Regions from separate parts of the Homo sapiens genome. Here region 2 is linked to region 1. The links are chromatin contacts, found by Hi-C or POLR2A ChIA-PET in ENCODE. All regions are on one chromosome and are shown on one strand. Each heading gives the region's core, a stretch centred on a gene start or an enhancer-like site at or near the end of the contact. The rest is flanking DNA. Distances are from core to core; before and after follow the strand shown.

What was found. Hi-C counts contacts between places; a loop is a spot of excess contacts on that map. ChIA-PET counts read pairs that join two places held with the same protein, here RNA polymerase II (POLR2A). Pooled maps may share reads with other maps.
Region 2: a pooled map shows a loop between it and region 1 (2.0-fold over the local background). The contact joins the enhancer-like site here to the promoter of ATAD1 in region 1. A Hi-C loop is called at or near these places in 1 of 50 pooled maps. POLR2A ChIA-PET finds 5 or more read pairs at or near these places in 3 of 52 experiments (GM12878, T-cell and activated CD4-positive, alpha-beta T cell).

Annotation. Positions count from the first base shown.
Region 1 is chr10:87,815,604-87,822,588 of GRCh38, forward strand. ATAD1 (ATPase family AAA domain containing 1) reads right to left here and starts at 2,623. Exons shown (of 10, transcript NM_001321967.2): 1 at 2,564-2,623. It also overlaps the pseudogene CFL1P1. RefSeq lists a silencer at 2,721-2,770.
Region 2 is chr10:88,025,227-88,032,211 of GRCh38, forward strand. No RefSeq gene overlaps it. Among named protein-coding and RNA genes, the nearest start is that of PTEN, 170 kb to the left of the region's middle. RefSeq lists a silencer at 2,381-2,430. Within about 2 kb of position 2,410, at least 6 of the 41 ENCODE cell types and tissues checked have a DNase peak (open chromatin) inside an H3K27ac peak, as active enhancers do; they include GM12878, where a contact is called at or near this core.

The DNA of each region.
Region 1 (6,985 bases), core at 1,373-3,872:
TAATATCCATGGTCCTTCCAGCTCTAAAATTCTCCTCTCACTACTACTAAATTAAAGAGCCTCTTCACCTTCCTCCCTCTAGAATAGCTCCAAAAATTTTTTATTTCCTTTTATACCCCTCACCTCCACTCAAGGATATATACTCCTTCTCTCTAATCAAAAGACCCCAAAGTATTTCCTTTATACGTTTCCCAAGCATTCAAAACTATTCTAATCTAGAATCTAGCTCCAGAGTCAATTGTAAGCATTTTCTCTTTCACCTCTTTTCAAAGGGACTCTATAAATAGCTGGAGTCACTACCATCTGAAAATCCCACATATATTTTCCCTTCAGCGTATCTGTCTAGTATCCTGCATGGGCCATTTACCCTCATTCACCTAGGATTAGTCAAATTCTATCCTAACTTCAAAAATCAACTTTATTTGCTCCATAAAGCCTTTCAAATCACATGAATCTTCGTATTATTCATTTCGCCCTATTACACTATCTTAAAAAAGTCTTGCTTTTGAGATATCTACTCGACTAGAGTTTAAATCCTTATAAACAAGATGTATATCTTATCTACCTTTATAACTGTCACACACAAAACAGACGTTTATAATTGCCACACACAAAACAGAGGCTATTCAAAAATTATGTTCAACAGATAAATTGTAACTGAAGGAAATCTCCCATTCAATCATTGCAACAGTCACTTCTGAAGGATTTCCAAAAGGTTCCACATTTCTCCACTAGGAGCCATTCACTTCACAATAATTAGATTTAATTTAAACTTAACAACTAAATAATTGAAAGCCTTCATTTTGGAGGAAGAAACTTTGGCCTAGGGATGGTAAATGATTTAATTCATTCAATTTGCATTTACTGAACATCTATATATGACGCCCACTATATATTGGATATACAATAATTGTTAAGATATCACCACTTCATTCAAAGAACACACTGTCCGGCTATTATATTAATTATAAAGAAAGCAAAAGAAGCCAAAAAGGAGAAGGCACCTAACTGAAATCTCTCTTCATGGAACAAACCAAAGTGTGCTATCTTCCATCAGCATGGATTCCAAAAAAAACGGGTTACACAATATTTCACTTCTCATAGGAAGTAAAAAACTGACTTTTCTAGTCTTTATTCCACAAAGTTGAAAATGCAGTTGAAACGTGTTATATCACTACGTGGGGTATACTCACAGAGGAAAATAATTTAGACAAGATAAGGGTTTTATTAACCTAATCTGTGAAAAGCGGTGGCATTCCAGTAAAACGTTTTCGTTTTAGAGTTGGTAGTGATAAAACTACCAACCAAGTCATCTACTGGATATTCATTGAACTACATGAACAAATTAGGGCTGTTATGAACACATCCCAGTCATCAAGATAGTAACAACTTTTAATCCCATAAAAGGTCAACACACAAAACCCGTTTATATCCTTCCCAATTCTGAAATTTTTAATGTAATAAAGACTTAGGTCTACTAAGGCCACTTGTAAAATAGTAGTCTACCTTTTTAAATTACTTCAAAATCCTTCAATGAAACTGAAACTTGTTTTGTAGACTGTAACTATATATACTTTATTGTACACTCATGTATCATTCATTTGGTATTGATATACCTAAAATGTAAGGCTGTTACAGCAGCAATACCATCACCAGCGAACATACAATAAAAGCTGCATGCGCATACAACAGCAGGGAGCGTATTTCAATCCTGTATAAACATTAGGTTCAACAAAATGAATACACAAATATGTACATATACGATGATAGTGCTGTATGCAACTAAGAAACATCCTAAAACACTATAACCTAGAGTTATTTGTTAGGCAAATATGGTATCAGGTCGTTTCATTTTAAGTTCTCCATTTCCGAGTGGAAAACCGTGAAATCGTACTACCTCATCTATGAGCAATTTATTGACATGTATAGCATTCATAGCATAGCATTCACTGTAGTATTTCTCTCCTAATTCATTGCAGTATTTCACAAATCGTTTCTCAAACTCAAAAGTCCCAGTTTTGCAGGCATAAAGGCCCTACGAATACAGCCTATGACAATGAAGGCCTGCCAATCTTCACAAAGAGGGCAGGTTATTATTAACATCACCATCTTTTGTGAAAGCGTGCCCGGCCCTGAAGAACCACCTTCGATTTTGCACAAGGTGGTGGCCGCGCCTGTGCGACAATCAGACCTGGTTCATTCCAGCCGCCTTCGTCTAGGTTCGCCTGGTTCTGAAGTCTTCCGGGACGACCTCAAACCCCCACAGTGACCAGGATGCCGACAAAGATTCCCTCGGGAATGGCACGAGTCTTGGGGAAGAGCTAAGCAGACCCTAAGGGCCCAGGCCGGGCCGGACGCCAAGGCGAGGCCCGGGACGCCCTTGGAGGTTAATCCTCTAGATACTAAGGGCTGCGGGGCGCTTGGGGGCGGCACTGAGGTAGGGCGTGGGAGAAGACCGGGGTGACCTTTCCTCCGGGGGTTCCCAGGTCCGAGACGGTCCTTAAAGGACCTCAGAAGGATACGACAACCATCCCATGAGGCCCCACGGGAACCAGCTACTCACCCAGGGGCAGAAACAGCAAGAGCAAGTGCCCTCAGCCGGCCTCACACAGGAAGGAAACGCAACCTGGGAGAGAACGCTTCCGGCGGGAGGCGCGGCGCACTCCCTCCCACGGAGCATGCGCGACCCGCGGTCGCCGGCGCGGAGGGGGCGTGCTCCCAGGCTTAGAAACAGTGAGGGAGAGCAAATTCGCGCACCTGATGTCTGCTTAAGCTACCTGCTAGACTGAGACTTTCTGCGAAGCCGGCGTGTCTGCGAGCAGCACTCGCTAAGGCTCTGCGTTTAACAGACACTACCTTTGGGAAGGCGCTTATCACAAAAAGTCCCTGCCCTTCTCGCGGGCTCGGGGCGCAACCCTGACAAATCGGGCAGCCTTCTTGAGAGTGCAGAAATGCTCTGCGTACCCAGCAAATACATTCTCTCCTTCCCACCACTCTGTGCAAACCCTCACGCCGCGGCTTTGTGTCTGTACTTTAGCCAAAACGCAGAAGCTTATGGCCACCCTCCACTCCTCACCCCTCATCCCTCACCACCTGCCTTTCAATTCTCGGGTGAGCTCACCCTTCTCCCCCATCTCTGTGCTGACAAACACCTCGGGGTGGCGCCTGACAATCTTTCCGCGAAAAGATTTAGCAGCCCACGCCACCAGACTCGGTAGTTAGGACGGAATAGGGCATCTGGTAACAGATTTTGCATTTTGGTGATTTCCCTTTTTCTTTCACCCCTTTTCCTTTCCAGAACGAGCGACGTGACACAAGAGGTCCCAAGGGAGCAAACCTGAAAGCCAGAGCCTCCTGAATACACAAACTGCCGGTGGGCCAGATGACATTAGACACTCCTGAGATACGAGAAGCATCACTTCCTTCAGACAGAGTCGGTGAGACTATGATGTAATGAGAGTTCTCCCTGTGTTCCTCAGGAAGGCAGCTTGTGCCTTTCTACTTGAGGCATCATCTTTGATGGCTAAAGAATTCTGCAGCTTGGCCAGCGCGGTGGCTTACGCCTGTAATCCCAACACTTTGGGAGGCCGAAGCGAGAGGATCACTTGAGGTCAGGAATTCGAGACCAGCCTGGACAACATAATGAGAAATCGTCTCTACAAAAAAAAAAAAAAAAAAAAAAAAAAAACCACCTAAAAATTAGCTGGATTTGGTGGCGCATGTCTGTAGTCCCAGCTACTTGGGAGGCTGAGGTGGGAGAATCGCTTGAGCGTGGGAGATCACGGCTGCAGTGATCAAGCCACTCCACTCCAGCCTGGGCGACAGAGCAAGCCCCTGTCTCAATAATAATAACAATTTTGCAGCCTGATTGTTAACGAATGTTACTAGTTACAAACTTGTAATAATGTGGTGAAGATAATACCTAGTTAATGTCTGCTGGGGTGGGGCAATAAGCTTCTATGTGCTTTACATGCATAACCTAAATATCTCCCCCAAAATCCTCTAAAATAGCTATCATTTTCTCCGTTTTTACAAATGAGCAAATTTTAAAGCTTAAACCTTAGAGAAACTTTTCTAAGTTCATATACTTGGGAAATAAAGGCAACAATTTCATTGGAACATAGGTCTGTCTAATTCATACCTTGTACTTTACGTTTTCTCTTTGAGATGGTAATTTAATACCAGCTAAACTTTAAAATCTAGTTGAAAGTAAGACCATGAAATGCCAAAATCACAAGGCTTTAAAGGATGGGATGAAAGGGATGCATGAATGTTGAAAACTATGATTAAGTTCATGGACAGGAATCAGAATGGAATTGAATACACCCGTGCCTGTTTAGTATTTAAGGCTTTATATACGTGCATGCCTACATTCCTAATTTAAAAAAAAAATGGATGTGAAGCTAGGTTTGGGATTACTAGACTATTTAGAGAGATAGACCTTTGAGAAGAACGGAAAGATTATGAGACGAGGACAATGTTCATTAAAAACAAACAACAACAACAACAACAAAAAACAGAGGCTATCAGTGCTCAGCAGACTTTCAAGAGACTCTCCACTGGGTCCTTGGATGATCCCAAGCTGAATCATTGCTTGGGAGGCTCATGGACACATGGTTTGGCAGGGCTAAAAGGGGGAGGGTCACTAAAGGCAAGAAACAGGTTTTGTGCCCCAATAGGGTAATTATATCCACTGGTAAGGAAAATGAGCTGAGAAATTCAAGATAGTAATGGATTTTCATTCATTTACTGAGTGAAATTGGTTCAACTAAGAGCCTCACCTGCCCTCTTCTAAGGACCAGGGTGACCAGCCTACCCAGTTTCAGTTTGCATGAGACTAAAAGGTTTGCTGGGATATAAAACTGGCTGACAAAGTCTCAGGCAAATCATGAGTCACTCTACTAGAGACATCCTAAATGAATCCTACAATGAAATGGAGTTCCCAGTATGGTTACATCTAGTCTCAATTCATCTGCCTAATATTTGAGGGATGATTGCACAGGAAGGGAAACTGTTGAATAAAGTCACGAGGCTGACCATAAAGAGTCTACAAGCTCGAAAAGTGCTACACCTCACTCCCTTTCCAGTGGTTCAGCCACTGGAAACCAAATGCCTACACCTATATGTTTTGGACCTAATATTTTCATTTAGCAAATCCGTAAGAAACCTTCCATGTCTGGGCCTAAGACATCAAGTACATTCATTTTCAGCAATCATCAAATCAATGAGATTCTTCCAGAATACAGCAGAGTGAACATATGCTTTTCATTCCAGGATAGCTTTATATAATCCCTGGCAACACAAAATACCATATTTGGCCCACAGTAGGGGCTCAATAAATAATTCAATATATATAATATTAATCAGGAAATTAGAGCAGACTGTAGACTTTCTGGGCCTTTGCTCTTTGTTAGAATCAAGATATTAAAAAGAATTATTACTTTATTCTAGAAAGTTTTTGGGTTTTGTGTGTGTGTGTTTTCTGTATCAGTAACTCTTAAAATAGTTATGGCAGTTCTCCTCCAAGGTGCTGAATTTTCCACTTTTGTTATTAAATGGAGTGTAGCTAGTTTGCTCTGCAATCAAGGTTAATGCACTAGACACCTGGTGGGAAGAAAGGATTCCTTAAATTAGGTGTTCTTGGCTGGGCGCAGTGGCTCACGCTTGTAATCCCAGCACTTTGGGAGGCCGAGGCAGGTGGATCACCTGAGGTGAGGAGTTCAAGACCAGCCTGGCCAACATGGTGAAACCTTGTTTCTACTAAAAAAAAATACAAAAATTAGCTGGGTGTGGTGGCGGGCACCTGTAATCCCAGTTACTTGGGAGGCTGAGGCAGGAGAATCACTTGAATCCAGGAGGCAGAGGTTGCAGTGAGCCAAGATCATGCCACTGCACTCCAGCCTGGACAACAGAGTGAGATTCCATCTCAAAAAAAAAAATTAGGTGTTCTCAAATTTCACTGTATATAGATTAACTTGGACAACTTGGCAAAATGCAGATTCCTGGCTCCCAGTCTTCAGAGACTCCCGTTCAACTACTGTAGGTTTTGGCCTAGAAATCTGCATTTTACAGTAAGCATCTGGGCTCTCCGCCATGTGAGGATGCAGGAAGGTGTCTGTCTGCAAGCCAGGAAGGATACCCTCACCAGACAGAGTATATGCCAGTATATTGGATTTCCCACCCTCCAGAACTGGGAGAAATAAATTTCTGTTGTTTAAGCCTATCAGTAAATCAGTAAACAAACATCTGAGCTGATTGGGATATAGGTAGTTTTGGACTCTATTTTGAGAAATTCTGCCCTAGTGAATGAAGACTGTAGATGTATTTTTGCAAAAATCTCTACTACCTTAGCCTAAAAGGCCTATCTGGTCAGCTGAACCATTAACCCAGCTGGAATACATCAAGAAATCAAGGCAAGGAAGCCTCATGATGAGATTCAGGATAGAACGCCTTTGGAAGGAAAAACAAATCTGAAATCTTTGAATAAGTAAACACAGTAAACCTGACTCTATTCATTGCTCATTAGAAGTAATTCACTTGACAATGATTTAGAAAGAATAGAACTTCAACAAATAGGTAAAATTATATAACAGTAATTATGCCAGTATAATTCACTTGGTTACCTTTGTTCTTTTAAAAATATCATAAAAGGATAATTTCAATCATTATTTTTTAATTTTTTAAATCATGTCTTCTGAATCATATGAACCATTATTTTGACAAGGTAAATTAAGTAGAATGGATGGAGAAAGAAAAGTAAAGCAAGAATATGAAGCTATACCTGAAGCTGTACTTGAAGCTCCAATAGAAAGATAATATAGAACACAATGGAGTACTATTCAGCCATTTAAAAAAATGAGATCCTGTCATTTGCAACAACATGGACAGAACTGTAGGACATTATGTTGAGTGAAATAAGCCAGGCACAGAAAGACAAACTTTGCATGTTCTCACTCATTTGTGGGAGCTAAAAATTAAAACAGTT
Region 2 (6,985 bases), core at 1,160-3,659, 210 kb after region 1:
AGGAGAGAACTTACATTGGGAACATAAATAGCAGTGTCTGCCATGGTGGGTTGACTATGTCATTTTACAGATAATAAACTGAGGCTCAAAGAGGTTAAATGGTTTGCTCAATTTATCATACAACCAGCAAATAGCAGAGCCAGGGTTAAAACCCAGATGTGAGTGAATCCAAAGTTTTTACTCGTAACTCCCATTCATTACTGTCATGTGGCGCTTCAAATGAATGATATAAATAACTTGATGGTAAATGCAGGGTGGGAGTAGATCAATACGATTTTGGTAGGTAGAAAATAGGGAGTAAAATCATGCAGAGAGAAAGATTTTTCCTACTGTTGGAGGCCTTTGGGGGACAGGAAAAAGTCCAAATTGATTATCAGAGAGTTATTGTTAGGGAAGAATGGGAAGAAAGCTCAGAAAGAAGTGCTGGGACACCAGGCTTCCTTGATAGCTCCCAAGTAACAAGTCCAAAATGGAATTTCTGATTTCTCTGTTCCCTAATCCACTTTATTCTCCATCTTTTCCCATCTCAGTAAAATTCACATTTATATGCCCAGCTGGTTAAACAGAAAATCTGAGGGTTGACATTCATCCTTCTGTTGCCCTCACTCTCACATCTGCAAGTTCTGAAGTATTTACCTCCAAAATATCTCTCACTATGTCCTTTCTGTCACTATCTCTGCCCCTTGCTCATCCAGCTTGCCACCAGCGTGTGCTTGAGAATGGAAACAGCCTCCTCCTAATGGGTCTGCTTGCTTCTTCTCTTGTCTCCTTTAGCCAGTTCTCCACTTGGCAATCTTGAATGAACTTTAAACATTGTAAGCCAGATCATATGACAGCATCCACTTAAAACCCTCCTGTGGTTTTTGTTGCACTTGGAAAGGACCCCAACTATGTCTTTGGCTTAGACCCCAGCTTTGTTTGTGACCCTGCACAGTCTAGTACTTCCTTACCTTTCCAATCCCATCTTGCACCGCATTCACCTTTGCTCACTCTTGGGCTCCAATTACAGTAGCTTCTTTGCAATTGTTGAAATGCTTCTTGCCTTGCCCAAGATCCTTCTTTATGGTTTGGAGTACTTTACCCCTGGTCAACTCCTGTTTCTTCATATTTATGCTTAAACATCATCTCCTCAGGCGGGGTTCCCCACGTGCTCTCTCTAAATCCAGTCCCTCTTGTTCTTCTCTATCAGAAACTTAATGATTTCATTTTTTTTCACATTCAGATTACTTTCCTACATATGTAATTATACCTTTATTTGTTATTTGTTTACCTTTTTCTGGTCTGTCTCCCCTGCCCCCTATTAAGAACAATGAGGGCAGAAGCTGTATTTGTTTTGCTGCTGCTATATATCTGGTAACACAGTGCTTGGCACAGAGTAGGTGCTCAATAAATGTTTGAATGAATGAATGAGTGAATGAATAAACAACTGACAAGATTGACTTGGCAAAGTCTCAAATGCCAGTAGAATGTGTTGCACACACAATTAGAAATAAAGCTTGTGGGCCGGGCGCGGTGGCTCACTCCTGTAGTCCCAGCACTTTGGGAGGCTGAGGCGGGAGGATCATGAGGTCAGGAGATCGAGACCATCCTGGCTAACACGGCGAAACCCTGTCTCTACTGAAAATACAAAAAATTAGCTGGGCGTGGTGGTGGGCACCTGTAGTCCCAGCTACTAGGGAGGCTGAGGCAGGAGAATGGTGTGAACCTGGGAAGTGGAGCTTGCAGTGAGCCTAGATTGCGCCACTGCACTCCAGACTGGGCGACAGAGCCAGACTCCGTCTCAAAAAAAAAAAAAAAGGAAATAAAGCTTGTGGCCGGGCACGGTGGCTCACGCCTGTAATCCCAGCACTTTGGGAAGCTGAGGCAGGCAGATCACCTGAGGTCAGGAGTTCGAGACCAGCCTGGCCAACATGGTGAAACCTCATCTCTACTAAAAATACAAAAATTAGCTGGGCGTGGTGGCGGGCGCCTGTAATCCCAGCTACTTGGCAGGCTGAGGCAGGAGAATCACTTGAACCTGGGAGACGGAGGTTGCAGTGAGCCGAGATAGTGCCATTGCACTACAGCCTTGGGGACAAGAGCAAGACTTTGTCTCAAAAACAAAACAAAAACAAAAACAAAAACAAACAAACAACAACAACAACAAAAAATCACAAAAGAAATAAAGCTTGTTAAAGCAATGTTTGACAAGAAGGATTCATTTTATTTACGAGAATCAAATCCAAATGGCAGGTGGGGGATGTCTCTATAGCAGTTACCAGGATGGTCTCTGATAATTTTATGGAAACAATAAGAACTACATGTATTTAATTCTATTTTAATTTAACCATTCTATGTTCAGGGGGTAGAATTTTGATGATGACAACTACTTCCTCTTCCCTGGAGCACTGTTGAGAAACATTGCCCAGTGTGGCCCTGGGGAGCAGTTTCTGTTCTGGCCTGATCTGGATTCCTCTTCTCCCAGCTTCTGCTGACCTCCTTCTGACTCTGATGCTGGTCCTTAACCGACACTTGTCCTTAACCTACGCTGCCTGCTCAGGAATCAGTCACTTCCTTCTTTCAGGGTCTTTATTACTTACTATTTGCGGATGATTCTTGGTGTCTGAAATGTGATTGCTCAAATTTCACTTTACATAAGTCTGCACCAGTTGATATTTAGAAAAGTTTTACTTCCCTCTAATATATGCGCAAAAAACTGCCTGCTTGTTCAACATCTATACCTGAGTTCTTTGCCTCAGTAATAACAAGGATGATATCTACAGCAATAGTAACATAGCTTCTACTATTTAGTACTTACTATGTAAAAGGCATTGTGCTACTCCTTTGAGTAATTAACTTAATATTTTCCACAGGTGAAGAAGCTGAGGTATACAGCATGTATTAAATAGAGTGTGATAACTACTGTAACACACAAAGCCTTATTTTATTGCTCATGTCCATGTACCTTAGTGGTCAAGGGTGTCTACTCCACATAGTTATTCACGGATTCAGGCTCCTTTCATATGGGTCTCAGAATCCTCCCTTAGGTCCTCTGAATCTGGTGGCACTGACAAGACAAAGGAGAGAGGAAGTGGAGATCATACAAAAGGGTTTAGAACCCAGGCCTAGAAGTAGTGTATTCCTTCTGCTCAAATTTTATTGGCCAGGAATCAATTACATGCCTTTGTTGAAATGCAAGGGGGCTGGGAAATATAATCTTCTTATACACCTAGGAGAAGAGGAAACAATTTTGGTGAGTATCTAGCCAGTCTCTGCCACACAGAAATTAAACAACTTGTCATACAATAAATAAGTGCAGATCTGGGACTCAAATACATATTGGTTGGACTAGAAGCCTAAGCTGTTAGGCACATGTCTATCCTCTCTTTACCTGTATATGTACATTTTTTAATATAAAAACTTTTATATATATATGAAAATACATTTTTAAAGACTGTGCTGCAGCCACATGGTGAAAGCAAGTTTATAGTCTGCTCTTCGTCAGGAAGACTCACTACCTGATTAAGGGCCAGGCTGAAAATGTCTTCTTTGATGAGACAGAAAAATGCATGCTGTGACACTTCCTGTGTGAAGCCATATAACCTTCCTTTTCATGTCAGCAGCTCAGGGATCCTGTTCCTGCTTAACCTATTCCAGCCAGAGATCATGAGATCATATTAGACTAAGGACTTTGGACCTTATCCTGTGGCCAGCCTGCTAATGAAACTCTTAACTGGATGCATTTAAAATGCAAGTGATAGTCTCTCTTTGCTGTATGGGGAGGGCCTTACACCAGTGTAATGGGTATAACTTTGTTCTATAAGTTCAGGTGTGTAAAAAATGTACTTTACATTTTCCTTTAACTCAAATTACCATATTTTATTAATTCCAATACATGCCTTTTTGTATGCTAACATCTCTGAAATGTGGATCTAATAATTGATGGCATGTTTGAATTGCTATTTGCTGGGTGGCAGTGCTGATTTATTTGCCATTGTCTGTATGTGTGTGAACATGGTCATAGGTATTTAGATATTGTTACCTCTTTAGTTGAATAATATGCACTGTTGGTATTACCCAGGCAGAGTTTAGTTGCTGTTTGCAATATTTTCAAAAAGATTATCCTGAGTTTCAGCAATGAAATGAAAACTTATAATGAACAGAAAGGCTCAGAAACAGTAGTGGAGTGTAAATATAGTAAAGCAAAAAAAAATTATAAGAATCACTTCAAAGCTACAGTGTCATACAGAGTAAGAGAATTAAATTACTATAAGTATACGAAACTGCGATACAGAGTTATGTTAAAAAGCATTGCATGTTAGTACATGCCAAGCAAGAGCGCACTCACATTAAACCTTTTTGTTTTTTTTGTTTTTTTTTTTCTTTGAGACGGAGTCTCCCTCTGTCGCCCAGGCTGGAGTGCAGTGGCACAATCTCAGCTCACTGGAAGCTCCGCTTCCCGGGTTCACGCCATTCTCCTGCCTCAGCCTCCTGAGTAGCTGGGACTACAGGCGCCCGCCACCGCACCTGGCTAATTTTTTGTATTTTTAGTAGAGACGGGGTTTCACCGTGGTCTCGATCTCCTGACCTCATGATCCGCCTGCCTCGGCCTCCCAAAGTGCTGGGATTACAGGCATGAGCCACTGCGCCTGGCTCACATTAAACCTTTAACAATGGGTGACAACATCTTGGAAGAAAACCTGGAGTCAAGAGTGAGGATACTAGTAAGAAATGTTTCATCACCAACAGAGAAAAATAGTGAGGAGAAAAATATAAACAGTGATGTGGAAGAGTTAGACTCTGAATGAAGAGATATGTTTAGGAATTTCTTAATACATTTATTTTCTTTTTTATGTGTACAAGAGTGACATGTAATAAAAGTCTACGTCCCAACAAGTCTTAAAGGGCTTCTCCAGCAAGTATAAAATAAAAATTTGAAACAAAGAGAAAGCATTGTTTCATAGATTAATTGGGGGCATCTTTCTTTCTTGGTGGCACACAAATTAATGATGTATTTTACAATCGATGGCATTTTAGTATCAATGAAATAGCTAACCTCTCATTTGCACTCCCATTCCTTTGAGTATTGGAAATTAAATTTCAGTCAGTTAAGCACCACCTCTTCCCATGATTACCTTGCATTTCCTGGGGGCTTACGTATGGAAGCCCCTGAGATGACCATCATTCGGCCTGGTTCCTGGTCCTCAGGCAACAGAGATCATTGCTAGGGACATTTCGTTCTCATCTCAGAGCTCTTTCAAAGCTGGCTGGCTCTTTCTGCTACTTCTGTGTCTCTCTTGGATGCAGTTCCTTGGACACAGGAACTTACTAAGGCTGATAAGGCCCTAGGCTTATCAGTGGGCCCTTGGGAGCATAAAAGGTATTCTGTCCCTCCATGTCCTGCTGGGTGGCTGGGTAGCTGAGTACTGGTAGAATTCACTCCTCGTGAGTGCTCTTAGGCATACAGGAATCCAGCCTCTCTTCTGCATCATTTTGGCATGGGGAAACTTAATTGCTTTGGGCTGCTTAGATCTCACATGGCCACATTTTCTCCTATGACATCTTGCAGCCTCCATGACTTTACCTGGAGAAAGGGGCACACATATCATCAAGCCTGCATGGGGTTTGAGGCATTTCCCTTCCCATTCCCACAAGGTCAGTGGGTTGGGCCAGGCTGCAGGACCCACTGTCGGGGATCCACCGGTGTCCAGCTCTCTTAGCTTGCTTTCCACGTCTCCCTTTCATCCTAGTCTGGGCAATGTTTTCTAATATGGAGGGTCAGCTAGACTTTCTCTCAATTTATGTCCCAAATTCTTCTACTCCTCACTAGCTTTGGGCTCTAAAACCCAGGCCAAGAACAGAATTGTGGTTTTCCTTTCTAAGACAGGGTCTCATTTTGAGATAGGGTCTTAGGTTTTCCTTTCTTTTTGAACAAGTGGTTCTGAATGCACAGCTCACTGAATGGAAGAAAGGTCTGAGTGAAAAGAAACATGATAAAACCACACTGAGGAGCATTTCAAAATACTTTCCTAATGCAAATTCTTACAGTGCCTACTCTTTCACTCTTATTTTAACATGTTCTTTTTGGTCAGTTTCTTACATTGCTTGTTTTCTATATCAGCAACCTGGTGGCTGATTTCAATGATCCATCAAGGCTCCTTCCATTTATTTTCCCTAATCACCTCAGTAACCAGGGTGAAGGTATAGCCATTCTCTTCCGCCTCTTCTCTCTTTTTTTTTTTGAGATGGAGTTTCACTCTTGTTGCCCAGGCTGGAGTGCAATGGCGTGACCTTGGCTCACGGCAACCTCTGCCTCCCAGGTTCAAGCAGTTCTCCTGCCTCAGCTCCCGAGTAGCTGGGATTACAGGCATGCACCACCATGCCCAGCTAATTTTGTATTTTTAGTAGAGACGGGGTTTCTCCATGTTGGTCGGGCTGGTCTCGAGCTCCCGACCTCAGGTGATCCACCCGCCTCGGCCTCCCAAAGTGCTGGGATTATAGGAATGAGCCACTGTGCCCAGCCCCTCCTCCTCTTTTTATTTTTATAATATAAGGTTTATAATTTCTATTTCATTGAAAGAAATGAGTAACATACAGACTAGTAGAAGAAAGGGAAAAAAATACATAAAACTTCACTAAGACATCCCCTGGTTGGTGACATTCTGTTGTTTTTCCTTCTAGTTATTTTTTAATGCTTACTTGGCGTGTGCGTGTGTGTGTGTGCGATTAGCATTACATCAGACATAGAACTGTATATCCGGTATTGTTCATTCAACACTATGACTATTTTTCCTTATTATTATAAAATCTTCAGAAACATCAGTGAGTTGACGCAGCAGAGTTTACTCAAACCATTTGCCTAGTATGGAGCATTTAGCTTATTCTCACTGTTGTGAGAATATTTATACATAAATAATAGCATTATGATTGATATCCTTGTGCATGAAGTTTTTCCTACATTTCTGCTTATTTTCTTGAGTTAGTCTCCCAGAATTGGGATTACTAG